Regions from separate parts of the Homo sapiens genome. Here region 1 is linked to region 2. A link is an interaction called in ENCODE POLR2A ChIA-PET data of the cell type or tissue named here. Cell type or tissue: OCI-LY7. All regions are shown on one strand. Each heading gives the region's core, and the rest is flanking DNA. Links, peaks and the distances in the headings are about the cores only.

The links. ChIA-PET counts read pairs that join two places held together with the same protein. Peaks named below come from ENCODE experiments on the same cell type or tissue, not always from the same donor. Only the 100,000 strongest peaks of a DNase experiment are listed, where the experiment ranks them.
Region 1: POLR2A ChIA-PET joins it to region 2 with 7 read pairs; 5 of 35 experiments call an interaction of 5 or more read pairs at or near these places.

The regions. Positions count from the first base shown.
Region 1 is chr3:122,634,036-122,650,427 of GRCh38, forward strand. PARP15 (poly(ADP-ribose) polymerase family member 15) reads left to right here. Exons shown (of 12, transcript NM_001113523.3): 11 at 985-1,159; 12 at 1,776-5,012. The coding sequence ends at 2,065. Among named protein-coding and RNA genes, the nearest start is that of PARP14, 39 kb to the right of the region's middle. RefSeq lists an enhancer at 1,058-2,257. In OCI-LY7, for the core only: no CTCF peak of the experiment used is centred there; no DNase peak of the experiment used is centred there.
Region 2 is chr3:122,691,806-122,708,197 of GRCh38, forward strand. PARP14 (poly(ADP-ribose) polymerase family member 14) reads left to right here. Exons shown (of 17, transcript NM_017554.3): 4 at 496-738; 5 at 3,621-3,857; 6 at 7,585-9,830; 7 at 11,937-12,173; 8 at 12,722-12,943; 9 at 16,385-16,392. Among named protein-coding and RNA genes, the nearest start is that of PARP14, 19 kb to the left of the region's middle. RefSeq lists an enhancer at 9,285-9,785. In OCI-LY7, for the core only: no CTCF peak of the experiment used is centred there; a DNase peak (open chromatin) is centred at 6,616; H3K4me3 peaks cover 568 bases.

The DNA.
Region 1 (16,392 bases), core at 7,919-10,418, 55 kb before region 2:
TCCCGGAGGCCTCCACTACTTTCAGCAGAACAACTTTCTCACCTGCTTTTATGGCTTGGATTCTCCTCAACAGCTGCCCAGGTACTCACTCCATTCTTCTTGAACCTCTCTTCTTCCTCTGTTTCCAGAACATCATCCTCTCAGATTTCCTCCTCCTTCCCCAGACACAGGTTATCTGGAGCCCCTTCCTATATTTTCATAGCCCCTTGTGTGTTCTCCTGACCATCCCTTATCACTCTGAGCAGTAGTGATTAGTTTTCTTGTCTTGCCCACCACCCCCATGCCATTAGACTGAATGTTTCATGAGGACAGAGACCCAACACAAACTTGATTCATAGAGATGTTCAGTAGGTGATGACTGAATGGATGTTAACTCCATTTCCTAGGAGGAAGGAGAACCAGTAGAGGGTGATATTTTGAAAAGAAGTGAAAGAAGAGCAGAGTTTTAAGAAGGGGATGGCTCGTGGTTTGAAATGCTATTCAGAGGTCTAGAAAAAAATAGTCATAAGATTAGGCAATTATGAGGTGATCTGTGACCATAATTGGAGCAATAACAGAAAGAATTGTTATGAGGAGAAGCCACATGGAATGAGTTGGAAGATGAGGAGTTAAGGACATGGCTATTGAATGACTACAAATTTTTGAGTAGGTGTTTGAATGTCAGTGAATCTCCAGGAATTCCAGGGAATATATGTTGGTAATCATTTAGATATAAACCGCAAATTATGTTATTTAAAATATATACCAACAAGCACTATTACAAAGCATAGACACTAATAGATACTTTTAGCCCATCTTTCTCTAAAGGCAGAAAGCTGCCTACTCTCTGAATTTGCTGTCTATTTGTATTTTCTTCTCCTTTTCCTTCACCAAATTCTCTTCCTCTTCCTTCTTTTTCATATTGCTTATTTTAAATCCACAACAAGTACAATATACTGAGCCCCAAGGTCCTTTCTGAAATATTTTGTCTTTTGTTACCTGCAGATTGAGAGGATACAGAATGCATTTCTCTGGCAGAGCTACCAGGTAAAGAAAAGGCAAATGGATATCAAGAATGACCATAAGAATAATGAGAGACTCCTCTTCCATGGGACAGATGCAGACTCAGTGCCATATGTCAATCAGCACGGCTTTAATAGAAGTTGTGCTGGGAAAAATGGTAAGGAAGCAAGTAATTTGGCTGATCAGAATAAGGCAAACAATAGTCTCAGACTTTTCATACCCAAGCAGTGTGGAACCATGGTGGGCAGCTGTATTATCACTGTCAGAATAGAGCTCACTGTGTTTCACTGTAAAGGAGACTGGCAACCTTCTAAGGGAAGATGGAGTGAATTTTAGAAATGATGAAAAATAACTTTAACGTGCAGTTTTTTTTTTAATGGGCTTTTTTTTTTAGACGGTCTCATTCTGTCACCCAAACTGGAGTGCAGTGGCAAGATCATGGCTCACTGCAGCCTTGATCTCTTGAGCTCAAATGATGCCCCCACCTCAGTCCCCTGAGTAGCTGGGATTACAGGCATGCACCACTATGCCTGGCTAATAATTTTGTTTTATTTTTGTAGAGAAGGGGTCTCATAATGCTAGCCAGGCTGGTCTCGAACTCCTGGCCTTAAGCAATCCTCTTGCCTCAGCCTCCCAAAGTGTTGGGATTACAGGCATGAGCCAACACACCTGGCTAAAACTGCATTTAGAAAACAATTTTGTCAGATTGGGCATGGTTCTACACATTGTGTAATTTTATATTCTTAGGAAGGTTTTTGTCTTTCTCTTTCCAGCTGTATCCTATGGAAAAGGAACCTATTTTGCTGTGGATGCCAGTTATTCTGCCAAGGACACCTACTCCAAGCCAGACAGCAATGGGAGAAAGCACATGTACGTTGTGCGAGTACTTACTGGAGTCTTCACAAAGGGACGTGCAGGATTAGTCACCCCTCCACCCAAGAATCCTCACAATCCCACAGATCTCTTTGACTCAGTGACAAACAATACACGATCTCCAAAGCTATTTGTGGTATTCTTTGATAATCAGGCTTACCCAGAATATCTCATAACTTTCACGGCTTAAAAATATTTTTATCATCAAAGAGATGATTTAAGTCATCTGTAAGAACAACATGCAATCTTTGTCTTTGCTTCTGGCCTGTGTAAGCAGATGAAAGTTTCCCTTTTAGGTGCCAAAATGCTGAAAATTACCTTTTTAAAGTGCTCTATTGCTGCGATTTGTAGCATACCTTTTTTTCTCAGCAAATTGATGGGTGGAAGCTGAGAAATGTATGGTAAATGTCACAGAGCTACAACCATTCACAGACACCAAATCTCTAGGAGAATAAAAAGCACATTATTCTTTTTCTATCAGAAAAAAACAAGATGCATCACCTTAAAACCAAGATGACATTGTTCTTCTTGGAACATGTTAAGACATCGAATGGTGGCGGGTTAAACTGTACTGCTTAAGTGGAGCGGCTACCGTTATGCATCTATCACAGTTGGGGATTTTGCCTTATTAAGGAAAACTTGTCAATAGTTCAGCTGAAATGACTGAATCACAGAATATTAACTCTGTTATGGAACAAATCATAACAGATTTTACCTGTTTACATTTCAGGTAAAAATGTATCGCATTGTTATCTAATATTAAAAAATTACCCCCAATTTTAGTGACTTAATCCCACACAGTCTTTATGGGTCAGGAATTCAGGCATGGCTTACCTGGATCATTCTGCTAGGGTCTCTCTGAAGTTACAGACAAGATGTCAGGGGATGTGGTCGTTTGAAGGCTTGTCTGGGCTGGAGGTCTATTTCCAAGGTGAATCACTCACATACCTGGCACGTTTCTGTCAGGTATTGGCAGTCCTCAGTTCCTCTCCTCTCAGGCCTCTCCACAGGCTGCTTGAGTGTCCTCATGACACAACAGTTGGCTTACTCCAGAGTGAGCAACTCAAGAGAGAGCAAGGCAGAAGCTACCAAATCTTTATGTTTGAAGTCATGCACCATCTTTTCCACGAGTATCCTGTTGATTATTTTGATCAGCTTGTTCAGTCTGGGAGGGAATTGCACAAGGGCATGAATACTCCACTGGCAAGGATCATTGGGGGCCATCTTGGAAGCTGTGTGAATGAGCAAATGAATGCACAGATAGAATATTAGCAGTGACAATGATGCTAGAGGTCACCTACCCCACTGTCCTCTTGTCCTTCTCCCCCAACCCTCCCCTGCTCCCAGGCAAGAAGCCCTCTAGCCTCTGCTTGATCACTTTCAGCACTCAACATCTTCAGGGAACCTATTCCGCCGTGGGACAGTGTTAATTAGTGGAAAACTCTTTTTCAAAAGTTGAAATCAGTTCCTCTGTGTCTATTACCTGCTGATCACTGTCCAGACTTCTGGAGGACACAGAGCAAGTTTTATTCCTCTTACTGATGGTAGCCTTTCAGATCCATCCCTTCCCTCCAGTATATTAGAGTTACGTAAATTCTTAAAATGCTTAGCAGCTCATTTATCCTGAAGCATCACTTTTGAAGAGTTACAGACATTTAAGAAGTATTTACATTATCATAAATAAATTACATGCGCATTTAAAGAGAACAGAAAAGTATAAAGAAAAATAACTCACCAAACTCACTCATAATTCCAGCACTAAGGGAAAACCACTGCCAATTTCTCATGTCTCCCTTCCAGTTTCTTCTCTGTCCAAATTCAACAAAGTCAAAATCACATTTTGTTCTGTCACAAATCATATAATATTATTTCTACCATTTTTCTTTTTTTAATCTTTTTTTATTATACTTTAAGTTTTAGGGTACATGTGCACAATGTGCAGTTTAGTTACATATGTAAACATGTGCCATGTTGGTGTGCTGCACCCAGTAACTCATCATTTAGCATTAGGTATATCTCCAAATGCTATCCCTCTCCCCTCTCCCCACCCCACAACAGGCCCCGGTGTGTGATGTTCCCCTTCCTGTGTCCATGTGTTCTCATTGTTCAATTCCCACCTGTGAGTGAGAACATGTGGTGTTTGGTTTTTTGTCCTTGCGATAGTTTGCTGAGAATGATGGTTTCCAGCTTCATCCATGTCCCTACAAAGGACATGAACTCATCATTTTTTATGGCTGCATAGTATTCCATGGTGTATATGTGCCACATTTTCTTAATCCAGTCTATCATTGTTGGACATTTGGGTTGGTTCCAAGTCTTTGCTATTGTGAATAGTGCCGCAATAAACATACGTGTGCATGTGTCTTTACAGCAGCATGATTTATAATCCTTTGGGTATATACCCAGTAATGGGATTGCTGGGTCAAATGGTATTTCTAGTTCTAGATCCCCGAGGAATCGCCACACTGACTTCCACAATGGTTGAACTAGTTTACAGTCCCACCAACAGTGTAAAAGTGTTCCTATTTCTCCACATCCTCTCCAGCACCTGTTGCTTCCTAACTTTTTAATGATTGCCATTCTAACGGGTGTGGGATGGTATCTCATTGTTGTTTTGATTTGCATTTCTCTGATGGCCAGTGATGATGAGCATTTTTTCATGTGTTTTTTGGCTGCATAAATGTCTTCTTTTGAGAAGTGTCCGTTCATATCCTTTGCCCACTTTTTGATGGGGTTCTTTGTTTTTTTCTTGTATATTTGTTTGAGTTCATTGTAGATTCTGGATATTAGCCCTTTGTCAGATGAGTAGATTGCAAAAATTTTCTCCCATTCTGTAGGTTGCCTGTTCACTCTGATGGTAGTTTCTTTTGTTGTACAGAAGCTCTTTAGTTTAATTAGATCCCATATTTCTACCATTTTTCATTAAACATTACAAGTTGTTCTCTTGTGTTCTTATTTTTTCTGTAAACATAATTTTAATGGCAGAGATATTCTGCTTTATATCTTTCCCTATTTTATGTATATAGAATTATAAAGTTTTTAAAAATGTAATCATCATTATTTATAGTTTAATAATCAGTTTCATCTTGCAGTGTATCATTTTCCTCGTCATTAAATATTTTACGTATCATTTTTAATGGTTGCACCGTATTTCATTGCCTGTTTCTACCTACATGTCATGTCAAAATAAGGTACCTATATTTTTGATAAATATGAGGTTAGAATATGAGATGCAAAGATCCTAGTCTACCTTCAACAAGACAGTTAAAATGCTCTATTGCTGCAATTTGTAGCACGCCTGAAGGAAATATAGTCCCAGAGAACAAAGTATGGTTAAATAATGCAGTTCCTGCCTGGGCCTTGGTTCTCAATACCAGTGCAGAATTCTAGTGAGCCATGTTAGAACAAGAAAGGACTCCTAGCCTGGGCAACATAGGGAGACCCCATCTCTACAAAAATAAAAAAATTAGCCCAGCATGGTGGCGCATGCCTGTGGTTCCAGCTGCCTGGGAGGCTGAGGTGGGAGGATTGCTTGGAACCAGGGGGTCAAGGATGCAGTGAGCTATGATCCTGCCACTGCATTCCAGCCTGGATCACAGAGCAAAACCCTATCTCAAAAAGAAAAGACCCTTTTACTTAGGTTAGGTGGACTCTTATTTACAATGTCTGCTGCTGACTTGTTGCCTCCTCCAATGTTGTTACTCAAGGATGTTGTTCCCCAGTTTATTTTGCTGTACCCTTACTTCAGGAGTAAGACACAGAAGCTTTGACTACAGTGGGCCGGGCGTGGTGGCTTATGCCTGTAATCCCAGCACTTTGGGAGGCCGAGGCGGGTGGATCACAAGGTCAGGAGTTTGAGACCATCCTGGCTAACACAGTGAAACCCCGTCTCTACTAAAAATAGAAAAAAAATTAGCTGGGCGTGGTGGCGGGCGCCTGTAGTCCCAGATACTCGGGAGGCTGAGGCAGGAGAATGGCGTGAACCTGGGAGGCAGAGCTTACAGTGAGCCACTGCACTCCAGCCTGGGCAACAGAGTGAGACTCTGTCTCAAAAAAAAAAAAAAAGAAGTTTTGAGTAAAGTATACCCATGTTATTAAAGTTGTTATTCTTTCTTGAGGAACAAACTATGAACCAATCAATAATTATAGTTATTTAGAAATTCTACCTTCCATCAGTCTGAAGCTAAATTGTATCTTTCCATCCTTTAAGTCCATCTCCTTCCCACTTGGCTTGATGTTTTCTCTCTATATGACTAGAATGGTCTCTACTTTTATCCTAAGAACTAACTGTTATCTAGCTTAGTATCAAAATTAGAAGTCTTGTCAAACTGTTAATTACTGAAGAAATCCATCTCTTTTCTCTGTATCTTCAGAGTTCAAGCAAATGGTACCTGATTAATCCAAGACCAGAGACCATGAGCTCTAATTCTGGACTGGCAGCCTTCTTTCACGGAAGGCTTCACGGTCTCAAATATCTTCTCTTATTGCTTTTCTTACCATTCTTCTCCTTCTTATTCCTTTTTTTGTTTCTTTTAATTCTTTCTCTCACTTGTGGAAAAAAAGGACACACACTCTGCTTGGATGAATCAGAGGAAATATTTTCATTTTTTTCTGCACCAATAGTAGATAGCCACTCAAATTCCACATAGTATATATGGTAATGTATTAATTGAACACAAGGTTTACAAATTCATTTACAGTGTGGCAGGTTATCACAGGGCTGGTGAGATCATTCATAGCTAGTATGATCAAATTCAATTTCTTTTGAGTACTTTACTAGAACAAATACAGTTTCTTTTAGTAAATAAGCTTTATAGTAAATATGCTTTACAAGATTAATTGATTAAATTATTACATATCCTAGCTTTGGTCTCACCACATTAGTAAACATAGGAAGGGAATCTTGCAACTAAATTCAAAGTATGAATAACTTAAAAGACCTTTGGCCCATTTCTCTTTGTTTATGTTATTTTTGTGGTCACTAGGATATAAATATTCTCTAATCTTCTTTTCTTTATTTCACTGAGAAGGGCATTTTCTACACAGTATTTAATTCCCTTAAGTCTCTTGTTCCTAAAATTATCACCCTATAACTAAGACCTATCAGAGGAGTGATTTTGGCTTCCACAAAATCCAACCACCTCTTCAATCTGAGCTTTTCTTTACACGTGCTTAATGTGTTCTTGTCTCTTCACACCTAGATGGCTCAACTCTCAACACCTTTTTCACATTCAATTTACTCAATTAGTACAATGCGAGATCAACCCTCCACCTAAACGGAAAAAAAAAATAATGAAAATGCTTCTCTTTAGGTCTTTGTAGTTTATGGTGTTAGATGGAGCTCTTTTTTTCATATTAATTCCACTAAAATTCCAATTAAAGTGCCTGAGATAAGGGAAGTACCAATACAAAAAGAACAACATAAAATTAACAAATCTGGGGCCAACAACAAAAACAAAATTTCAGTGTAAATTCAGGATAAAACAAGAACCCAGAAAGTAAAAGTAGGAGTATTAGAATCTAGAACAGATAATGATAAACATCATAGAGCAATAACAATTTTATAATGTTCTATTGTTTTTTGTTTTTTGTTTTTTTTTGTTTTGAGATGGAGTCTCACTCTATTGCCCAGGCTGGAGTGCAGTGGTGCCATCTTGGCTCACTGCAACCTCCACCTCCCGGGTTCTAGCGATTCTCCTGCCTCAGCCTCCCAAGTAGCTGGGATTGCAGGTGCTCACAACCACGCCCGGCTAATTTTTGTGTTTTTAGCAGAGTCGGAGTTTCACCATGGTGGCCAGGCTGATCTTGAACTCCTGACCTCAGGTGATCTGACTGCCTCAGCCTCCCAAAGTGCTGGGATTACAGGTGTGAGCCACCATACCTGGCCAAATCTTCTATTGTTAACAGAGGTTTGTTTGTTCTTTTTTTTTTTTTTTTTCTTTTTTTGAGACGAAGTCTCTGTTGCCCAGGCTGGAGTATAGTGGTGCAATCTCAGCTCGCTGCAACCTCTGTCTCCCAGGTTCAAGTGATTTTCGTGCCTCAGCCTTCTGAGTAGCTGGGACTAGCATGTGCCACTATGCCTGGCTAATTTTTATATTATTAGTAGAGATGGGGTTTTGCCATGTTGTCCAGGCTAGTCTCGAACTCCTGATCTCAGGTGATCTGCCCACCTTGGCCTCCCAAAGTGCTGGGATTACAGGCTTGAGCCACTGCCCCAGGCCTTGTTTTTTACTCTTGAGACAGGGTCTCACTTTGTCACCCATGCCAGAGTGCAGTGGTGCAATCATGGCTCACTGCAGCCTTGACTTCACAAGCTCAAGTGATCCTCCCATCTTAGCCTCAAGTGATCCTCCCATCTCAGCCTCCCAAGTAGCTGGGATCACAGGCACGTGCCACCACACTGGAATAATTTTTTTTTTTCAGTAGAGAAAATGTCTCCCTATGTTGCCCAGCGTGGTGTCAAACTCCTTGGCTCCAGTGATCCTTCTACTTGGCCTCTCAAAGTGCTGGGATTACAGACATGAGCCACCGCACCCAGCCAACAGAGCATTTTAATATATACAGTATCTCACTTCTCTCTGTAGCAGTCCTCTGAGGAAGGAGGCCCCTTTGATGGAGGACGCTGATCCTCAAAGGGATCAACTGACATGCCTCTCTCATTCAGCTAGTAAGTGGCAGTGCTGGGAGTGGGTGTCAAATCTCTGAGAAAGACCATAGTTGTTGATAGACTCCACACTGCATGAATGGAAACAGAAAACAGTATACTGACTTACAGAATGGTGAATCAACAAATAAAATGAAAAATGGCTGGGCACAGTGGCTCACGTCTGTAATGCCAACACTTTGGGAGGCTGAGGTGGGTGGATCATGAGGTCAGGAGTTTGAGACCAGCCTGGCCAACATGGTAAAACCCTGTATCTCCTAAAGGTACAAAAATTAGCCAGGAGTGGTGGTGCATGCCTATAATCCCAGCTACTCGGGAGTCTGAGGCAGGAGAATTGCTTGAACCTGGGAGTCAGAGGCTGCAGTGAGCTGAGATTGCGCCACTGCACTCCAGCCTGGGCAACAGAGCAAGATTCTGTCTCAAAAAAAAAAAAAAACAAAAAACAAAAAACAAACACACACACACACCAACACAGCAAAAAACTGAAAAACGAAAGAGCACTAAGTAGTCCTATCACAAGAAGTCAAGAAGGCTTAATTAACTCAGAAAACAGGGTATGCAAATTCAAAGTCCTAACCAAAGGGGTTTCTGAGTAAACACAACCAACAGGCAGCTTGAAAAACCACAAGTCAAGAATATGAAAGAGAAAATTTCCTGGAATTGAAAAAAGAATATAGCCTTGGGGGAAGAAGGATACTTCATTCAATTAAGGGGGATTGCATAATAATCACATGCATTAGAATAACTTTTATTTTGTTACCTTAGATTGTCCACCAACAGCCCCCAAGTTTTAAAATATACTTAAAAATAATTTTTTTCTTTGAGACAGAGTCTCGCTCTGTTGTCCAGGCTGGTGTGCAGTGGTATGATCTCAATCTCGGCTTACTGCAACCTCTGACTCTTGGGTTCAAGCAATTCTTCTGCTTCAGCCTCCTGAGTAGCTGGGATTATAGGCACTGGCTAATTTTTGTATTTTTAGTAGAGACGGGGACCAGGCTGGTCTCAAACTCCGACCTCAAGTGATCCACCTGCCTCGGCCTCCCAGAGTGCTGGGATTACAGGCATGAGCCACTGTGCCTGGCCTAAATTAAGTTTTGTTTGTTTCTTTGTTTGTTTGTTTTTTGAGACAGTCTCACTCTGTCGCCCAGGTTGGAGTGCAGTGGTGCGATCTCTGCTCACTGCAACCTTGCCTCCTGGGTTTAAGGGATTCTCCTTCCTCCTAGCTGGGATTACATGGGCCCACCACCATGCCCAGCGAATTTTTTTATTTTTAGTTTTAGTAGAAATGGGGCTTCACCATGTTGGCCAGGCTGGTCTTGAACTCCTGACCTCAAGTGATCCGCCTGCCTCGGCCTCCCAAGGTGCTGGGATTACAGGCGTGAGCCACCGCACCCTGCCAGTAAGCTTTTTAACTAAAGTTAAGTGATGCATGCTTTAGCTACAAACTAAATGGTTTCCTTGTGTGCCTACCTGCAAAGGAAAAGTACTCCAGTGTGAGTCAAGGGAGAATGCTTTTCTCAGGGATATCTCTCAATAATTGAGACAAGATACTCAGGGATGTGTTTCTGTTGGATTGACCCTTTTTACTCTCTTTTTCCAGTTCCTTTTTCTCCCTCTCTCATACAAGGGAAGTGGGGCAGTACGAAGGAACTGGAGATGGGAAAAGCATGGGGCTGGCTCTTCCCCAGAGAAGCCATCTCACTTTGAAAGGCTAATGGGGGCTGGCCGCGGTGGCTCACACCTGTAATCCCAGCACTTTGGGAGGCCGAGGTTGGTGGATCATTTGAGGGCAGGAGTTTGAGACCAGCCTGGCCAACATGGTGAAACCCTGCCTCTCAGCTACTTGGGAGGCTGAGGCAGGAGAATCGCTTGAACCTGGGAGGTGGAGGCTATAGAGCCAAGATCGGTGCCGCTGCACTCCAGTGTGGATGACAGAGCAAGACTGTGAAGGAAAGAAAGAAAGAAAGAGAGAGAGAGAGAAAGGAAGGAAGGAAGGGAGAAGAAAAGAAAAGAGAAAAGAAAAAAGAAAAGAAAAGAAAAGAGAAAAGAAGAAAGGCTAATGGGGCCAGGGTGAGATCCGAGGGAAAGGAGGCTTGGGGTGTGAGACTTGGCCATTTGGGCTCTTGGCTTCAGGGAAAAAAACCTTTCTTCTTTGGATTCATCTTTCCACCATGTTGACTCTTCCTACATCGTATGAAGACCTAGAGAATAAACTAGGCAGGCAAGCGGCCTATGATTCAGGAAGCCACACAACCAAGAAACAGAACTGAGGACAACCCATTTGCTGAGATTGTTCTTTGCTGCCAGACAACCCAGGGATTTGGGGGTCATCATTAACTTTCTATAGGTAATAAATATTAATCCAATGCACTAACAAAAGAGGTTGGTGTGCAAAGCAGATTGAGAGACAGTGCATTAATCTGCTAGGGCTGCCATAGAGAAACACCTCAGACTGCATGGCTTAAACAAGAGAAATCCATTTTTCTCATAGTTCTGAAGGCTGGAAGTGCAAGATCCAAATGTCACCAGGGTTTGGTTCTCCTGAGACTTCTCTCCTTGGCTTGCAGATGGCCCTTCTTACTGTGTCCTCACGTGACCTTTCCTCGGTGCTCACATCCCTGGTGTCTCTTTGTTTCCTTCTAAGGATACTTGTTCTATCGAATTAGGGACCCACCTTTATGCCCACATTTAACCTTAGGTACCTTTTCAAAGGTTCTATCTCCACATACAGTTACATTGAAGGTTAGGGTTTCAATATAAGAATTTGGGGGTAACGCAATTCAGTCCCTAACAGAGTAAAAATTCAAGAGGTTAAGTACAAAAAAAATTTAGAAATTAAAGAGAAGGAAAGAAAATTCATTTCAGAATATCAAGAGTTGGTACCATGTAGTCCTGGCCTAGCATCAGCAAACTTGGAGGGGTCAGTCCTAAACTTAGAACTAATATAATGTGCTAACTGGGTAAACTTGGGCAAGTCATTTACACTCAGCCTCAATTCCTCATATTTAAATTGAAATAATAGGCCAGGAGAGCTGGCTCATGCCTGTAATCCCAGCACTTTGGGAGGTCAAGGCAGGAGGATCACTTGAGGTCAAGAGTTCAAGACCAGCCTGGTCAACATGGTGAAAATCCATCTCTACTAAAAATACAAAAATTAGCCAGGTGTGGTGGCACATGACTGTAGTCCCAGCTACTCGGGAGGCTAAGGCAGGAGAATCACTTGAACCCAGGAGACGGAGGTTGCAGTGAGCCAAGATCATGCCACTGCATTCCAGTCGGGGCAACAGAGCAAGACTCCATCTCAAAATAAATAAATAAATAAATAAATAAATAAATAAATAAATAAATAAATAAATTGAAATAATAACTTCCAGGGTTAAAGATAATACCAAAATGATAATGAAAAAAACATATTACTATTTTAAACCAAAAATTTGGAAGGGAAGTCATGAATAGCACAAACCATAGAGACAACCATAAATACATTTGATTACATTAACATTTTAAAAATTGAGGTTCAAGGTTAAGATGTCTGATTGAATTAGATGTATCTAACTTTGCTTTCTCTAACCTAGGAAAACCACATTAATGTGATTTTAAAGGACACGTATGCCCTCCAGAACAGGGAGGTAGAAGAGGAAATGTAGCTACACCATATTAGAAGCTAGAGGCAGATGGATCTGTGATTATGACTGCAGACTTACAACAGCTCAACCCTAAGTTGGCAAGTGGAGGGAAAGCTGAGAAACCACCTGATTTACTTTTAAAAGTCTCAGGAACTGAGAATGAGAGTGTCTCTGGCGCTAACAGTAAAGCAGCAAAGCATGGCAGGTGCTAAAATAAGAAAGATAGGATGAGAGCCGTTTAAGAAACAGTACATCCCTAGATCTCTCTGCCCCTTCTTTCCCCAGAATAACTGCCTTTCTCCTACTCCAGGAGAAATCTCGAAGCTATTCCCTATAAAAAGTAAATTGAAGGGTCTTTGAGGATATCAGGCACAGACAAGGCATTTGGTACTGTACCAAAAATAGGCAAATCAGAAGCCAAAAGCACACTAAATGCTTAATCCTGAAATGACAGCCCTCCCCAAACTGCCTTCCACCATTTGGCTCCCAGAATAGCAGCAGCCAGAAGTTTACTCACCAAGCAAGAGACTGAAAATTTCTATACAAGTGGAAATTTTACCTAAAGAGACTGACGTTAGAGATTCATCAACACACAGGCCACCAAATCCTGTAGAGTGAAACTCAAAGTTGATAAGCCCCACTCACTAGCTCAGAATTCTCACTAGTTTTTTAAACTCTTGTGAAACAGACAACCAAGGTTTAACAAACATTGCAGGAAAATCTCTAACTCAGAATATAAAGCTTTTTAAAAAAAACTATAATAAGAAAGAAAATGCCATAAAAAGGGAACATTTAGGAAACAAGCAAGAGGTCTTAAACATAATAACAGAAATGGAAAAAAAAAGCATTGGAAGATAAAGTTGAGGAAATCTCAGAAAGTAGAGTAAAAAGGCAATGAAGTGGAGAATAGAAAACCAAATATAAAATTAGAGGACCAGGCCAAGTTGTCCAACATCAGAAAGAGAGATCAGAAAGCAGAGAGAAAAACAAAAATCAAAGAAATAATTCAAGAAAACATCCTCAAACTAAAGAACACAAGTTTTCAGATTAGAAGTTTGTACCTAGTGCTCAGCATAATGGAAAAAAAAAATGCAGACCAACCCCAAAGTATACCATGGGGAAATTTCAGAAACAGGAAGGAAAAACTTCTAGAGGGAAGAAAAGAGAACAGGTTATCTACAGAGGATCAATAATCAGAATGGTTTCAGATTTCTTAGCACCAACACGAAGCTTAAAGACAATGGAACAATGCTTTCAAAATTCCAGCAGAGGCCAGGCACCGTGGCTCACAGCTGTAATCTCAGCACTTTGGGAAGCTGAGGCAGGAACATCACTTGAGCCCAGCCCAGGAGTTTGAGACCAGCCTGGGCAACAGAGTGAGACCTTATGTCTACAAAAAATTTTTAAATTAGCCAGGTGTGGTGGTACATGCCTGTAGTCCCAGCTACTGGGAAGGCTGAGGAAGGAGGATTGGGGGTCGCTTGAGCCTGGGAGGTCAAGGCTGCATTGATGGTGCCACGGCACTCCAGCCTGGGCAACAGAGTAAGACCCTGTCTCAAAAATAAGAAAAATTCCAACAGGAAGATATTTCTAGCTATAGTGATGGCAAGAGCCTTTTGATCACTGTAGACTGCAACGCAAAAGAAAACACAAGTCTGTCCAAATAAGAGAAATCCTCCCATATTTAAATATGTGTTTGGATGTGCATAGAATATCTCTAGAAGGATATACTAGAAGCTAGTAACTGTGTTCCCTCTAGACAGAACTGGGTGCTATGGAATAAAGGTGTAAGGCAGACTTAATTGTTACTGTTTACCTTTTTGTTTCCTTTAAATTTTATACTATGTGCATATATCACCTATTTGAAAAATAAATAAAATAAAATACATTTTATTTTAAAAGCTATATTGAGATATCCCTCTTTTTAACCTATTAGACTTGCAAAGATCAGTTCTGTAACACACTGTGTCAGCGAAGGTGCAGGAAAGTGGGGGCTTTGTTGGTGGGAGGGTAAATTGGCTCAATTTCTATGGAGGGCAATTTGGCAATAACTATCAACATTACAAGTGCATATATCCTTGACCCAGCAATTCCATTGCTAGGAATTTGTCATACAGATAAAACTGAAGAACGATTATTTGTAAAAGGTTATTTATTGTAGCAGCATAGCATTTTTTTTGCATTGTTTTCCTTGCAAGAAAGGAAACTAGAAGGCTAGATGGAGTAGGAGGGAGGTTTTTGTTTGTTTGTTTTTGAGACAGAGTCTCACTCTGTTGCCCAGGCTGGAGTGCAGTGGCACAATCTCAGCTCACTGCAACCTCCTCCTCCCAGGTTCAAGTGATTCTTGTGCCTCAGCCTCCTGAGTAGCTGGGATTACAAGCACCTGCCACCACACCTGGCTAATTTTTGTATTTTTAGTAGAGACAGGATTTCACCATGTTGGCCAGACTGGTCTTGAATTCCTGACCTCAAGGGATCCACCCACCTCAGCCTCCCAAAGTGCTGGGATTACAGGCATGAGCCATCATGACCAGCCTGAGGGAGATTTTTCACTGGGTACTTTCATGCCTTTGAATTTTGAACTTCAAGAATGTCTGTATTAGTCCATTTTCACGTTGCTGATAAAGGCATACCTGAGACTGAGTAATTTATACAGGAAAAAAGGTTTAATGGACTTACAGTTCCACGTGGCTGGGGAGGCCTCACAATCATGGTGGAAGACAAGGAGGAGCAAGTCATATCTACGTGGATGGCAGCAGGCAAAGAGAGAGAGAGCATATTCAGGGAAACTCCTCTTTATAAAGTCATCAGATCTCGTGAGACTTACTATCACGAGAACAGCATGGGAAAGACCTGCCCCCATAATTCAATTACCTCCCACTGGGTCCCTCCCACAACATGTGGTAATTCAAGATGAGATTTGGGTGGGGACACAGCCAAATCATATCAATGTCTTACCTATTTTTTTAAAAAAACAAATACTATCCCTTAAAATTTTACAACTTCTTTAAAAATTTTTAAAAAGCAATAAATAAGGTGAAAGAGACAAGTCACATGTTGAAACAAGAGATTTATAGTGCATATAACCAGTAAAGGACTAGTATCCAGATAATACTAAAGAACTCCTATGAATCAAGAGAAAAAGCAAGACTCCTCACAAATATATGGCAAGACCATGAAGATGCAATTCACAGAAGAGGAAAATTGAATGATCAATAAATAGATTTCTTAAACATTCAACTTCATTAAAACTATAAGATATTATTTCATATGTATCAGTTTAGGAAAATTTAAACGTCCGACAATATCAAGTGTTGAGACTGTGGAACAGGAGCTCTCATATAGCTGGTGGAAATACTAATTAGAGTAATCACTTTGGAGAGCAAGTCAGGGTCTTTAGGTGTATTATAGATAAGGCATCATTTAAAACACACCAAACAAAAAGTAAAAGGAAAGATGGTATGGATTGTACATTTTATAACGGTAAGCAAACTAATTCCCAAATAGAAGAAGAGAAAGTCTCAACTGCGATTCAGCCCATGGAGAAAGATGGAAGCTGTTTAGGTAATTCAACCTTACTCTCTATCTGACAGTCATCTCCAAGAGGGTCTGTCCAGTTTTTCATCCACATTGAAGACACCACCAGTCAGGTGTCTGTCACTGACTGGGGTGAGAGACTTCGTTTTATTCTCTTCTCTCTGTGGTATGAGCACACAACCATGCAACTGCAACAGATACCCCGTGTGCTCTTTACTCTGAGTACCCCAAGGAAGTAGCCATACTGTAAGGGGGAAAAAGAGACCTCATGTCTTTACTGGAACTCATCCCTATGGGCAGTCTCCTCGTCCAGGCCTTAACCAGGTGAAGCAAGTGGGATACAGAACGCTCCTCCCTTCCTTGTGCTACTGTGTTCTCCTTTCTCCCATGTTCTTTTAACTTCTCCCAACTTTGATCCTTCCCTCCTTTTCCAGACTACAACCTTGGTATTAGTCCATTTTCACACTGCTATAAAGAACTGCCCGAGACTGGGTAATTTATAACGGAAAGAGGTTTAATTGACTCACAGTTCAGCATGGCTGGGAAGCCTCGGGAAACTTATAATCATGACAGAAGGCAAAGGAGAAGCGGGCACCTTCTCCACCAGGCGGCAGGAAGGAGAGTGAATGCAGGAGGAACTACCAAACATTTATAAAACCATCAGATCTCATGAGAACAATATGAGGGAAA
Region 2 (16,392 bases), core at 5,464-7,963:
GGCCAGGCAGAAAAGGGTATAATAAAATTAAACTTCAATTATGTATAATTTTAATATAAAATTCACATATAAAAATAGTCCTATAATGTAAATTGTTCTATAAATGACTATTTACTTAGCTAAGTAATGTGAATATTTTTTCTTATCACTAATAATTTTGGACAAATTTTTAAAATTCATTTCCACAGAGGTTAATATATGTACCCACCAGCAATAAATGAAAATCTTTTTATCCCTATAATGCCTATAATCTTGAAAATACAGACCTATTTTGTCAAAATGAAAATTTAAAAATATGAATTTTAATAATAGGCAATTACATGTTACATGTTGTTTTTATTTAAATAAAGCAAAAAGCCATCCAAGGTCTGTTATTCTGTGAGTTAGCCAAGAGATTGGCAAGGAGAGAGGGCAGTGCCTTGTGATAACTTACTTTGCTAAGACCATGGTAGATAAGTATAACATCTTGTACCTCTTTTGTCTTCCTAAAATCAGATGTGTCAGAAGAATTGGATACAAAACTCCCTCTTGATGGTGGATTAGACAAAATGGAAGATATCCCAGAGGAATGTGAAAATATTTCCTCTTTGGTGGCATTTGAAAACCTCAAGGCAAATGTGACTGACATAATGCTAATCTTGTTAGTGGAGAACATAAGTGGCCTGTCTAATGATGACTTTCAAGTGGAAATAATAAGAGATTTTGATGTTGCTGTTGTTACCTTTCAAAAGCACATAGGTAAGATGAAGTGACACTTCCTCTGCCTGTCTTCTTTGTACCACATCATGAGACTTGAGATACCTCTTAGGGGGACATCTCTGAAAGTTTGACTCTTTCTAGTAGCTACTAAGAGAGGTTTCCAAGTTAATATAGTTTTTTTTATTTTGAAAGTGAAGCATATTCATATTGAAACCAAATTCCATATTTTTAGTAGAATTAACTTTATTGCAGGAGTGCCCAAGTGTGTGTGTGTGACTGAGAGAGAGAGAGAGACAGGCAGAGAGGGTAAGAAAGTGCGTGAACACAGCAAATAGACATCTGAAGTCCAAGTGATTCCAAGTACAGGAGTCGGCTTTTTCACATGTGTTATCTCACTGGGTGAAGTAAATATTTGTATTACCAAACTGGACTTCATGGAAGGTAATGATAACACACTCTCATAGAGTGCTTACTATAAGCCAGGTGCTATGCCAGCCTCTTTACGTGTATTAATTTATTTGTCCTTTCCAAAACCTTATGAGATTATTATTATTGATCCCCATGTTACAGTTGGGGAGACAAAACACAAAGGTGCGAATGCATGGATGAACTGGGTTTGAACCCAGGCAGCCTATCTCTACACCTGTCCTCTTACCTCTTTACCTGATATGTCCTTAGCACTTTCATGGTCATTCACATATGTAGGTATGAGTAAGTGCGTGTGATGCAGACAATGAGTGCTCTTTAAGGTAATTGTCAGGAATCTGTAGACAATCTCTGAGATTGGGAAGAGAGCTGTCACCACCCAAAACAAGTACATTTTCCAATTCTAAGCCTTCACTATTCCATGGCCATGGCAGTGGAGCGGTTAAGAGCACAGGTCATGGAGTCAAAATTCCAGCTCTGCCATTTAACTAGTTATATGAGGTTGGCCAAGTTATTATCCTCCCTATGCCTCACTTTCCTCATCTATAAAATGGTACAATAATACCTACCTAATATAGTTTTTGTAAAGATTGAATGAGATAATGTTTGAAAAGTACTTAACATAGGGCCAGGTGTAGTGGCTCACGCCTGTAATTCCAGCACTTTGGGAGGCCAAGGCAGATGGATTGCCTGAGTCCAGGAGTTTGAGAGCAGCCTGGGCAACATAGTGAAACTGCATCTCTACAAAAAAAATACAAAAATTAGCCAGGCATGGTGGCGCACACCCGTCCTCCCAGCTACTCAGGAGGCTGAGGTGGAAGGATCACTTGAGCTTGGGAGGCAGAGATTGCAGTGAGCCAAGATCATGCCACTGCACTCCAGCCTGGGTGACAGAGTGAGACCCCGTGTCTGAAAAAAAAAAAAAGAAAAGAAAAGAAAAAGAAAAGTGCTTAACAACTTAACGTAGTACCTGAGACGTAGTAATGACTGAAAGGGAGCTATTCTTATTTCAAATTTATTACTGTTTCTTACAAAGGAAAAACTAAATGGACTTGCTTTTGTTCATCGATCAGAATCTTGAATGCTTAATATGTGCCAGGCACTGGTCTAGGTGCTGTGGGCACAGAGATGAATAATCAGGTTCCTGCCCTTGAGAAACTCATAGCCTGGGGTCAGGGAGGAAGCCCATATGTAAACAAATAAAGAAGGTCCAAGAGAAGAAGCTGTCTCTAAGCTGTGAACAAAAAGCTGTGGGAAATGGGAGGAAAGGGACCCAAACAAGGTGGCTTGGTCTTGCTTCTGTGAAGTTTATATTCATAATGTCCAGAATATATTCCATCTGCTTGACATAGATCTTTCCCTATCCATCTGGTAAACCCCTCTTCATTGTTCAAAACCCAGATCAGAGCCACTTACTCTGGGAACCATTGTCTGATTCCCAGTATTAGTCTTCCCACCTCATTTGATCCCACAATAGGCAATTTATTTGCTCTCAAGACTTGCTCCCACATGGATGATGCACTGGCAAAGATTTGTTATATTTATTTCTGTATCCTCAGATCCTAGCACAGTGCCTGGCACATCGTGGGCCCACCATCAATACTTATTATTATTATTATTTTAAGATAGAGTCTTGCTCTGTCGCCCAGGCTGGAATGCAATGCAGTGGCGTGATCTCAGCTCACTACAAGTGATTCTCCTGCCTCAACTTCCTGAGTAGCTGGGACTACAGGCGCGCACAACCATGCCTGGCTAATTTTCGTATTTTTAGTAGAGACGGAGTTTCACTATGTTGGCCAGGCTTTTCTCGAACTCCTGATCTCAGGTGATCCGCCTGCCTTGGCTTCCCAGAGTGCTTAGATTACAGGCATGAACCACCACGCCCGGCCAATACTTATTATTAAAGAGACAATTGAGTTGAGTCCTAAAAGATGAATAGGATCAAGACAAAAACTAGAGAAGAGCATTCCAAATGCAGGAAATTGTATACACAAAGACCCTTTCAAGGAGAAGGGGTTTTACAAAAATAATGACTAGTTTTTGTGGCAACACGGACAATAAAATGAATGGCAGGGAATAACCGAAGGTGATGCTTGGAAATTAGTTTCGAGTCACATCACCAAGGGCATTGTACACCTGGCTGAGGAGTGTCAACGCTCATACCTGCAGGTAATGGGGAGCCATTGAAGGGCTTGAGAAAGGGGTGAAATGAGATTTGTAGGGAAAACCCTCAGGAGGGTTGGTGAGGTCTGGGGCAGGAAGTGGGGACACAGCTCAGTGGCAGCAATCCAAGTAAGACATTCGTGTGTGTGTCGCCCAGCGACTGGGAGTTTTAGGTATGTAAATTCTCATGTAGGTATTAAAATCTTGTGTCTAAAAATGGAGTGCTTAGCTCTTCCTTTTATTTCAATTAGTAGCCAGACATTTTCTTCTATACAACATAAAGATACAATAAAAATTTACTGATTTTCTTTCTTTTTTTTTTTGGTTTGTAGATACTATAAGATTTGTTGATGATTGTACCAAGCACCATTCAATTAAACAACTTCAGCTTTCTCCAAGACTTCTGGAAGTGACAAACACAATCAGGGTTGAAAACCTGCCACCTGGTGCTGATGACTACAGTTTAAAACTTTTCTTTGAAAATCCCTATAATGGAGGGGGAAGAGTTGCCAATGTTGAATATTTTCCTGAAGAGAGTTCAGCTCTGATTGAATTTTTTGACAGAAAAGGTAATATTTATTAACCTGTCATACCTGGCATAATCTAGGCCATTATTAGCAGAGCTTAATAGTTATAAATTTAGTTCTGATGTGTTTTATTTGTTTATTTATGTATTTCTTTGGGAATTGAATAAATAATCCTGTTCATCTGCGATATGATGCTTAATAAGGCCAGTGATTCAGACTTTAGAGAAGCAAAATCAAGTTTTTGAAAGATATAAGGAGGTTTTTTCATGAGTCTCTACCTATGATGGGCTGAAAAATATATTCTTGGGATCTTTGAAATAATATATTAAAAAGGAGATGATCTGTGTTTTAGCCACACACTTGATAGAAGCTCTCAAATTAATTATGACAAGGTTAGGTAAAGAAATACTCAGCAACTCATAGAGTTCCTATAAAGTACCACTCCTTTCACCTATTGTATCATCATTCAAAAATGGACAGGAGTGGTTTCACATGACCAGTGGATGCCTGCTGGACTATTGTTTGGAGTGACCCTGTGAAACCCATGTCTAGCTGAACCTTAGAGAAACACTTCTGAGTGTTTTGTGATATAGACTGCCAGTTCTCTGAGGCATATGCAAGGTCAGCTTGGAGGTTCCACTTGTGTTCAGAAGTCAAGGCTGAGCAGAAGGAATTAGGGGGCCAGGCTTCTTGGGAAAAGAAGGAAAACTGTGCCTGGGATTAATCAGGGTGGGGCATGACATAGGATAATGTGGTATGCCACCCACTTGAGAGAAGTTGTTTCAACAAGGTACTTGAAGGAACCTCCCTTTTCCCAACTCAGTTTTCATGTGTTGGGAAAACTGGATGAAAGTATGGTTTGAATTAAAATGGAATGAAAGACCTACTATTCCTTGGGCAAAGGGACAAAGAGGAGCTTCTGTCACATATTCAAATCTCCCTCTGCCTGGTCTTGGGCCCAGGGAGAGAGAGGGGTACATAAAATCCTCTACCCTAGAAATTAACCTCCCAGTTTGTGGTGAGAGTTGATATTTTCAGGGCTTTCAAACATCTTTAGGGCATGGGGCTGTTGGGTTTGTCCTCAGAAGGGCTATTCTGCACATATACAACTAATGTTAAGTACTATTTAATTAAGGTTTATTTTCTGCCAGAGCTATTCATGTAAACTCTATGAGGCACTCTCAAAGGTTCCCTTTCTCCCTGATCTCTTTGCACCATCTAACTTTTTTGACCACACCTCCTCCTCCAAACTCACTCATTCTCTGTCCTCCACCATCTGTGATTTACTGACTTTCTTTTATGTTCTCTAGCTTCTCCTTTTTATTTTTTATTTTCATTTTATTATGTATTTGAGACAGGGTCTCACTGTCTCTCAGGCTGGAGTGCAGTGGCATGATCATGGCTCACTGCAGCATCAGCCTCCCCAGGCTCAGGTGATCCTTCCACCTCAGCCTCCAGAGTAGCTGGGAGTACAGGTGCATGCCACCATACCCAGCTAATATATTGTATTTTTAGTAGAGATGGAGTTTCGCCATGTTTCCCAGTCTGGTCTTGAACTCCTGGGCTCAAGCAATACTCCCTCCTTTGCCTCCTAAAGTGCTGGGATTATAGGCGTGAGTCACTGCACCCAGCTTAGCTTCTCCTTCTTTTAATTTTAACTTACATTTGCATAGCTTCGCAGGTTATTACCAAGTGCATTCAGACAGTCTTATGGGCATCTTGATTGTTATAATCCCTGTTTTGCACATGACGAAACTGAAGCACAGAAAGGTCCAATAACTTGCCCAAGATTACACAGCTAGTGAGTGACATAGTCAGGATTTGAACTTGGGTATTCTGGTCCCATAACATATACCCTAACTTCTCTCCTCTTTCCAAATCTCCTGTTCACCTATAACGTTAATTTTTCTTATAGGATATTTCACCATTCACAATGGGTTGCCAATAATGAGGCAGATGGTAGATAGAGCTTGGTTTAAAAGAGAATTTATTGTACAATATTGTGTTTTATGTAGATTTCTTGAAAGGAAAAAATTAGGCATTTTACTGTAAAATTATTTGGTTCAACTTCACAAAATCTGTTTTATTTCTTAAGAGAATTTTCATTGAACACCTATGTCTGTAAGATCTTTTGCTGTTTTTTCTGCTACAGTATCTCACAATCCCATTAATAATCTGCACAGTTAGATAAACTTTGTCCTTACAGACAAGAAAAGCAGGATGGAGACTTTAAGGCATATTAAGGTGACATCTGTGATGGTTCTTGAGTCAGACAGACCTGAGTTTGATTCCTGGCCTTGGTGCTTACTAGCTTTGTAATCTTGGCCGAGTTACTTTAACCCACCTAAGCCTCTGTGTTCTTATCTGTAAAATGGGGTTCACATTACTGGTTACTTAGAGGAATGCTGTGAGGTTGAAATGAAATAATACCAGCAAAGAGCCTGGTGCCTGATGGTGCTCAGTAAGTTGGTAATCATAAATACTGCCCAGGCTCAGGGCTGCCACAGAGCCATGTTGAAGCTATAAAGCTCAGGGCTGCCACAGGGAAGTTGAAGCTATATGTTTGGGCCTCTGAAGGCCACTGCTTTTCCCTCATGCTTGATACCAGCTCTAGGACCCAATCATACACAAGGTGAAGTTATTTTTAACATCTTTCCACAAAGGTTGCTCTTTTAACCCAAGTTGTTATTGGAGCACATTCTGATTCCCTTTCTGCAGATGCTCTGCTTAATAACTTACACAAAACGAGGAGGGGCTTGGAAGAGAAGAGCATGCACATGCACACACATGCAAACACACCCAGTGAAGTGGAAAAGGGAGATTCCAGCAGGGCCAGGAGGAGGTGTGGTTCTTACTGAATCATAGTCTGTGGGGCTGGGCTCTCAGAGGACAGTGATGATAACTTGGATTTGGTAGAGGGGCAAGAGGATGGGCGTTGGGGTTGGACAACCACTGAATCTCAGCTGAATTATCTGCAGTCTATGTAACCCTATCCAAGTTATCTAACCTTTCCTAGCCTCAGTTTTAGTAGGATGATAATAATAATGTCTCTACCTCAAATGGTTGTTGTGAGGATGAAATGAATTAAATATATGTAAAGCACTCAGAATAGTGTGTGACACATGCTAAGCTATAATAATTTATTATTATGCTCCTCCTTTTTGAGGTATTAATGTTAATCTAAGTCAACTTTGAAGCCTAAAATTATAGGACTGTACAAGAAGAACAAATAGCATAATACTAAGGTGAGCTTCACTTTGAGCACCAAAATATTTTTTATACTTTGAGCACCAAAATATTTTTTATACTAGGGCAAACATTATTCTCACGATTGTGACCAAACTCATGTATTTCTTAACATGATGGTGATATATCAGTAATATCAGGAAAACAGTAAACAGAATTTAATTAACAAGATTTCAACATAGATGGATCTTGGCTAGAAAGTAATTATTCCATTCAATAAGGGATACCTGTGCACTGCTAACACATATCAGTTTATATTTGAGCACTTTGAGAGTATATTGCTTTTTAATACGCTGTAACATCAAAATTCTACCAACATTAGTTTTTTTTACTCTAAAATGGGAAGATTTTGTTTTGTTTTTCTTTGCCACATATCATCTTGGTCTTACATTGTTTTATTTCTTTCCTTTAAGTGTTAGAAAAACATTAGATTTTTTTTTCTCTAAAATAGGAAAATTTTGTTTTGTTTTTATTTGCCATATATCATCCTGGGCTTACATTATTTTACTTCTTTCCTTTTAAGTGTTAGACACCATCATGGCCACAAAACTCGACTTCAATAAAATGCCACTTTCTGTGTTCCCATACTATGCCTCATTGGGCACAGCCTTGTATGGAAAGGAGAAGCCTCTGATCAAGCTTCCAGCACCATTTGAAGAGTCACTAGATCTTCCCTTATGGAAGTTCTTACAGAAAAAGAATCACCTCATTGAGGAGATAAACGATGAAATGAGGCGTTGTCACTGTGAGCTCACGTGGTCCCAACTCAGTGGTAAAGTTACCATCAGACCAGCAGCCACCTTAGTCAATGAAGGAAGACCGAGAATCAAGACCTGGCAGGCAGATACTTCCACAACACTCTCTAGCATCAGGTCTAAATATAAAGTCAACCCAATTAAAGTGGATCCAACAATGTGGGACACCATAAAAAATGATGTGAAAGATGACAGGATTTTGATTGAGTTTGATACACTTAAGGAGATGGTAATCTTAGCAGGGAAATCAGAGGATGTCCAAAGCATTGAGGTACAAGTCAGGGAGTTAATAGAAAGCACTACTCAAAAAATTAAAAGGGAAGAGCAAAGTTTGAAGGAAAAAATGATCATTTCTCCAGGCAGGTATTTTCTTTTGTGTCACAGCAGTCTACTGGACCATTTACTCACGGAGTGCCCAGAGATAGAGATTTGTTACGATAGAGTCACTCAACACTTGTGCTTGAAAGGACCTAGTGCAGATGTGTATAAAGCAAAGTGTGAAATCCAGGAAAAGGTGTACACCATGGCTCAGAAAAACATTCAGGTTTCTCCTGAGATTTTTCAGTTTTTGCAACAGGTAAACTGGAAAGAATTCTCTAAGTGTCTTTTCATAGCACAGAAGATTCTTGCACTTTATGAGCTAGAGGGTACAACTGTTCTCTTAACCAGCTGTTCTTCTGAAGCCCTGTTAGAAGCAGAAAAGCAAATGCTCAGTGCCTTAAATTATAAGCGCATTGAAGTTGAGAACAAAGAAGTTCTTCATGGCAAGAAATGGAAAGGGCTCACTCACAATTTGCTTAAGAAACAAAATTCCTCCCCAAACACTGTAATCATCAATGAGTTAACTTCAGAAACCACAGCTGAAGTCATCATTACAGGCTGTGTAAAAGAAGTAAATGAAACCTATAAATTGCTTTTTAACTTCGTTGAACAAAACATGAAAATAGAGAGACTGGTTGAAGTAAAGCCTTCCTTAGTTATTGACTATTTAAAGACAGAAAAGAAGCTATTCTGGCCAAAGATAAAGAAGGTAAATGTGCAGGTAAGTTTCAATCCTGAGAACAAACAAAAAGGCATTTTACTAACTGGCTCAAAGACCGAAGTACTGAAGGCAGTGGACATTGTCAAGCAAGTCTGGGATTCAGTCTGTGTTAAAAGTGTCCATACTGATAAGCCAGGAGCCAAGCAGTTCTTCCAGGATAAAGCACGGTTTTATCAAAGTGAGATCAAACGGTTGTTTGGTTGTTACATTGAACTACAGGAGAATGAAGTAATGAAGGAGGGAGGCAGCCCCGCTGGGCAGAAGTGCTTCTCTCGGACAGTCTTGGCCCCTGGCGTTGTGCTGATTGTGCAGCAGGGTGACTTGGCACGGCTTCCTGTCGATGTGGTGGTGAATGCATCTAATGAGGACCTTAAGCATTATGGTGGCCTGGCCGCTGCGCTCTCAAAAGCAGCTGGCCCTGAGCTCCAGGCCGACTGTGACCAGATAGTGAAGAGAGAGGGCAGACTCCTACCGGGCAATGCCACCATCTCCAAGGCAGGAAAGCTGCCCTACCACCACGTGATCCATGCAGTGGGGCCCCGCTGGAGCGGATATGAGGCCCCGAGGTGTGTGTACCTATTAAGGAGAGCTGTGCAACTCAGTCTCTGTCTAGCCGAAAAATACAAGTACCGATCCATAGCCATCCCAGCTATTAGTTCTGGAGTCTTTGGCTTTCCCTTAGGCCGATGCGTGGAGACCATTGTTTCTGCCATCAAGGAAAACTTCCAATTCAAGAAGGATGGACACTGCTTGAAAGAAATCTACCTTGTGGATGTATCTGAGAAGACTGTTGAGGCCTTTGCAGAAGCTGTGAAAACTGTATTTAAAGCCACCCTGCCAGATACAGCTGCCCCGCCAGGTTTACCACCAGCAGCAGCGGGGCCTGGGAAAACATCATGGGAAAAAGGAAGCCTGGTGTCCCCGGGAGGCCTGCAGATGCTGTTGGTGAAAGAGGGTGTGCAGAATGCTAAGGTGAGTGTCGCTTTTACAGAACACCACCAGGGCACTGTGACTTTACTTAGTCAGTGGCTCTCTCATGGAGGGCTGAAGAAAGATAAGGACCAAGGTGAGAATCAAGGGAGAGAATCCCATGCCTTCCACCCCTGCCTTGAAACAATTTTCCTTAGATAATTGGGCTTCTTACCAAATCATTTACTAATAGAGATCGGCCAATTATTTGTGAGAACTGAAAGGGTATAGAGGTCAGATTGCTAGATTTCCAGTAGATGTAAAACTCCATAATATCACACGTTTAGACAGTTCTCTATACCTTACACCTGCCGTGTTTTGGTAAATCTAAGACTAATTTCCTAATTTACTGACAGCAGATACAGAACAATCAGAGCATAGGGTATGCAGAGGACAGGAATCTTGTCAATGATGCTGAGCAAGAGTGAGCTTGGGGCCAGAGTCTAAGGGGCCATCAGCGCCCAACACCAGTGAGGAAGTGAAAAGTGGACCTGAGGAAGTTACAGGTGCCAGGCAATATGTGGGGACAATTCTTGTAGGCTGCAGGGGCATGGCAGGGGTTGGAGGGAGGCTAATATGTTTCTTTTTCTTTTTATTTTTTTGAGGCAGGGTCTCTCTCTGTCATCCAGGCTGGAGTGCAGTGGCACCATCTCGGCTCACTGCAACCTCCGCCCCCTGGGTTCAAGTGATTCTCCCACCTCAGCCTCCCGAGTAGCTGGGACTACAGGTGCATGCCACCACGCCTGGCTAATTTTTGTATTTTTTTTGGTAGAGATGGGGTTTCACCATGTTGGCCAGGCTGGTCTTGAACTCCTGACCTCGGGTGATCCGCCTGCTTCAGCCTCCCAAAGTGCTGGGATTAGAGGCGTGAGCCATCATGTCCAGCCAGCACTGTGCTGTTTTTGACATGCATGTTCTCATTCACTGCCATGCGGCAGATTCTAGGATTATTATTATTCTCACTTTACAGATGAGGGAGTGAGACTTAAAGGGGTTAGGTAATTTGCCCACATCCCCCAACTAGCAAATGGTAGAGCCAGGATTGGAATTTGTTCAGGCTCTTAACCATTGCACTCTTTCAAAATGTTAAAAATAATGTTGTGTCTCATTTTAAAAAATTAAATAAAAACTCTTTGGACCAAGCATCAGTTATGGGAATGAATTTCATTCCTTGTCTCTTTTGACACCAAATATCAAGACATTCTTTCCCAGCTAGGCATGGTGGCTCATACCTGTAGTCCTTACTACTCGGAATGCTGAGGTGGGAGGATCACTTGAACCCTAGGAGTTTGAGGCTGCAGTGAACTATGATCATGCCACTGCCCTCCAGCCTGGGTGGACAGAGCAAGACCCTCTCTCTTAAAAAAAAAAAAAAAAACAAAAAAAAAAAACAAAAAACAAAAAACAGTCATAGTTTGCTTTCCTTTCACTCCCATAGATGCTTAGCTTCCATGGCTGTAATAACTGCTCTGCATTACTCCTTAGTGACCCAGGCAGGGCAGCTTTGAAAATCACTTGGTTACATTCCCTCTCCTCTGTTCTCTTGACCTCTCTAATCTAGCCCGATTAATCTGCTCACATTCACTGATGAAAAAGCTTCCGGGGCTGCTCCCTTTCTGTCAGGGAGTCCAGATGTCTTGGCACTCGAGGTGGGCCCCCTAGTTTACCCCCAGTGTAACATTTCTAGCCTGGAGCATACCATTTTGCTGCAGAAGCTCTCTCAGATCAAATTAATCTGTTCACAGCTCACAACCCACCATGCCTATGTTCATGCTGCTCCCTGTCTTGCTCTGCCTGCTGAAATTCTTCCCATTTCTCAAACCCCACATTGCCCATGGTATCTTCACTAGTTACTGAAACAGCTTTCTCTGGACTCCTTCAGTGATGCCATACCATTCATAGATTACTTTTTGACTGCTCTCTTTTTTTCCTAAGTGTCACTTCAATAAGTATTTAGTCACACTTTGTCTTATGTTGATATTTCAATCACTGAAACCGTAGTCATCTTAGTTGTCTCCAATTGTGCCAAGCCCAGTGCCTCAAATATAGTAATCATTGATGAATGCTTTTTGTTAAAATTTGAAACAAATTTTTGGTTTTGTCTTTAAGACCGATGTTGTTGTCAACTCCGTTCCCTTGGATCTCGTGCTTAGTAGAGGGCCTCTTTCTAAGTCCCTCTTGGAAAAAGCTGGACCAGAGCTCCAGGAGGAATTGGACACAGTTGGACAAGGGGTGGCTGTCAGCATGGGCACAGTGCTCAAAACCAGCAGCTGGAATCTGGACTGTCGCTATGTGCTTCACGTGGTAGCTCCGGAGTGGAGAAATGGTAGCACATCTTCACTCAAGGTTGGGCCTGGTTTTGAATTCTCCATGAAGTTGGGTAGCCCTTTGGGTTCTCCTTTTAGTAGCATATTAATTGGACATAGATTGGGCCTTGTCTGTTTCTCTTCCATAATAATCACTCTTTTGGCAGATTCCATCATGTGGCCATTTCTTTCAGCTGTAGCTGACTTCTCCTGAGGACTAGTTAATACTATAAATGGATTATTGTGCTCAATAATTATTGGAGCTCAGGGAAGGGTTACTGAAGATAATATTATTGCTTGCTTAGTGAAGAAAGCCAGAGGAGGGTGTGAAGAATGGAAGAGAATGAAGGAAAAGAACAGTAGTTGCTTTGCTTCTTTCCTTCATTGTGAATGTGTTTAAGTCTCTCGCATTCTCTTTTCCTTTTCCTTGCCTTCTCCTGTATTTTTCTTTCCTCTTCTGATTGCCCTTAATCAGTGTTGACAGCAAAAAGGAGTATTCAAGTTCACAAAGTTGCTAAATTCTTGTCCTTTTTGTTCTAACTCCCATTTCTAGACAAGATGTATAAGGATGTGCTTTGTGCGTTTCAGATAATGGAAGACATAATCAGAGAATGTATGGAGATCACTGAGAGCTTGTCCTTAAAATCAATTGCATTTCCAGCAATAGGAACAGGAAACTTGGGATTTCCTAAAAACATATTCGCTGAATTAATCATTTCAGAGGTGTTCAAATTTAGTAGCAAGAATCAGCTGAAAACTTTACAAGAGGTTCACTTTCTGCTGCACCCGAGTGATCATGAAAATATTCAGGTACAGTGCCACTAATTTCTGATTATTTTGGCAACTGAGACCTAGTGTTTTTTCAAATGTCTTTTTGGTCTAACAGGATACTTTTTTCATTCATTTCCCCATTCAGGAAAGTAAGAAGGTAGTTTATACTTGTAGTTGTAGTTGTAGCATGACAAATTTTAAGAAAAGTTACAGATGTAGAAAAAATTTAACTTCCTATTCAGGAAAATTTTGAACATATCCAAAAGTAGACATAATAGTATAATGCAGTCCCTTGTACCTATCACTGAACTTCAACAGTTATCAACCTATGGCCAATATGTTTCATCTCTATCTTCATCTATTTCCCTTCCTTCTATATTCTTTTGAAGCAAATCTCAGACATATCATTTTATCCATAAACAATTCAACATTTATTTTAAACAATAACAATTCTTTTTAAAAAAGTAACATAACCACAATATTGTATCACACCTAAAATAAATGGACAATAATTCCTTTAACCAATTATCAAATCAATTCTCAAATTTCTGACTATCTCATAAACGTTTTGTTTTTACAGCTTTGTGTTTGAATCAGAATCCAAATAAGGCCCACATATTGCAATGGAGTTGACTATAGGATTTCCCTCCATATGGACATAGAAATTTTAATACATAGTATAAAAGCACAGTCTGGCCTTATCAATAGGAAGATGTCAGAAGGTGTGGTTAGAATGGATTAGCACATTCCCATGTAAATAGGAGAGTTGGGACCAGAAACACCAGAACTATCATCAATCATGAGTTCATGATTCAGCTCACATCAGCTGTGGGAGAGCCACTGGACTCAGCATTATGGCAGCACAACAGGCTTTTAAGCCATTATCCCTGCACTCCGAGTCTTTACTTAATCAAATAAAGTAGATGACATTCAGTGTTTGAAAAGCTCCCAAGGTACTGCAAAAATTGATCAAACAGATTAAGATCAGCAACCCAAGAGATACCTGTGGATCATTGGACCATCTGAATTTTTAGGTAATGCTTCATTTTTCTGTGATGCTAGATACTACCTATAAGTTCTTTGGAAGCAAGTAAATCTGACCTGAATTCTGATCAGGCAGCCAAACCACCTGAGTAAAATATGTGGTCCATTTACTTGTCCCGTATAATTAGTTACTCTTCTGTGCAACAGAAGCTTTTAAAATAATTTCCCTATGACTTGCATTGTGCAAGGTGATGTGGATCGTGGAACAGGACGAATAGGAATAGCACATACTTTCCCTCCTATAAATCACAATTACTTTGGAGCTAAGATTTATATACACAAAATGAACTAAATGAGAGGCATGAAGTGCTGTTTTTGAATGCATGGGTGATTGAATACAGCATGAGTCCTGTGACACAGACCTGAACCTTCAAATATCACTCTTTTTCATGCAACCTCAGCATTCATTTTCTTTCCTGAAGACTGAGTATTTTTCAAATACTCTGTAAAAAGAATTAGTCTATACAGATGCCTTTAGTACCATTTGAAATTCTCTGTATGTGTCTGTTACACTTTTTCTCTTTAGACTTTTAAAGACAGTTAAACTTTGGTTACATTTGCACAAAAAAATCAGCAAAGCTTATCGAGATGTTTATAGATGGAGACTGTCACAGAGGATGCAAAGCAGCAGTCCTGTGATTTGAACATGGCCTCTAGATGTGCTTTATTTAGATTATTAAAAAAAAATTTCAATCAGTTGCTAACATTTAAAAATCAAAAATTTTACATAAAACTCTAGATATTCACTACAACCTAAAACTTCAAAACTTCTGGCACATTAAACATGGCTTCCTGCTTGGGACAGGAAGTTTTCCATGGCTGAGTGGCAGGTGTTCTCTAGTTCTCCATAGTCAAATCAGACCACCTTTACACATGTGCCTTACCTACCTGGCTCCTAGAAGCCTGTGAGTCTGAGATCTTTGCTCTACCCTCTCTCTGGTTCCTTCTCCCATTATTGCATCTATCTTTAGCCAAGATGTTACTTGTTTTTTTTCCAACAAAATTATCTGTTGCTTGTTTACAAGGAGGAAGAAAATGATGATTATGGAGGGTCACCAACAGGCAAAAAAAAAAAAAATGAAATTCACAGGTTTATTAACACTAGAATACATACACCAGCTACTTGCTCCAAAAATCATGACTCCTCAGCCCCTCCTCTTTTGGTACAAATAGGAAATTAAAAACGGAAGTGTTTGGGACCTTGTGATGGTCATTCTCTTAACATTGTAGTTTTTACAATTGGCAAGTTATTTGCTTTGACTGACCATTATGGTAATTCATGTTCATTGTAGAAACTTTGAACAATGCAAAATGCATAAATTCTTTAGTTGGATTTTATTCCAGCCTGCTTTTTTTTACATATGTACTTTTAAAAGTGGGATTGGCTCGGAGCGGTGGCTCATGCCTGTAATCCCAGCACCTTGGGCAGCCAAGGCAGGCAGATCACCTGAGGTCAGGAGAACAGCCTGGCTAACATGGTGAAACCCCGTCTCTACTAAAAATACAAAAATTACCTCCCAAGTAGGCTGAAGCAGGAGAATCACTTGAACCTGGGAGGCGGAGTTTGCAATGAACCAAGATTGTGCCACTACACTCCAGCCTGGGTGACAGAATGAGACTCCATCTCAAATAAATAAATAAATAAATAAATAAATAAATAAATAAAGGATTGTGATTATAAATTATTTTATTTAATATCCTTCGCTTTTATTTTCTATTTCACTAAATCTTCTTTGAGGCTGGGCACAGTGGCTCACACCTTTAATCCCTGCACTTTGGGAGGCCAAGGCAGGAGGATCACTTGAGGCCAGAAGTTCAAGACCAGCTTGAGCAACATAGGGAGATCCTGTTTCTACAAAAAACAAACAAACAAAAAAACACAAAAAACAAAAAACGTAGCTGGGTGTGGTGCCATATACTTATAGTCCCAGCTACTTGGGAGGCTGAGGTGGGAGAATTGCTTAAGCCCAGGAGGTCGAGGCTGCAGTGAACTGTGATCACGCCTCTAGCATTCCAGCCTGGGCGACACCCCAGCCTGGGCAACACAGCAAGACCTCATTTAAAAAATTCTTTGAAAATACGATTTTTAATGGCTAATAAATACTCCAACACATGGATACAGCAACATTTATTTAACTTTTTCCCTGTTGAATTTTTAACTGTTTTTTCTCTGTTATGAATAGCACTGTAGTGAATATCCTTGTATTTATCCACATCGTTGTCCACATCGTTGATATTTTCATTAGACACATTTATAGAAACAGAATCATGTGTTGTTTTTATAACTTTCAAGATCTGCAATGAAATTAAATAATACTGTTTGAGAATGGTTATCTCCCAAATATGTATGTGTGCATGCAGGACAAAACACCCTGATGATTCCAATTTATTCATTTACTGAGGAGTGTAATGATCAACGCTGTGTTTATATTTCAGGCATTTTC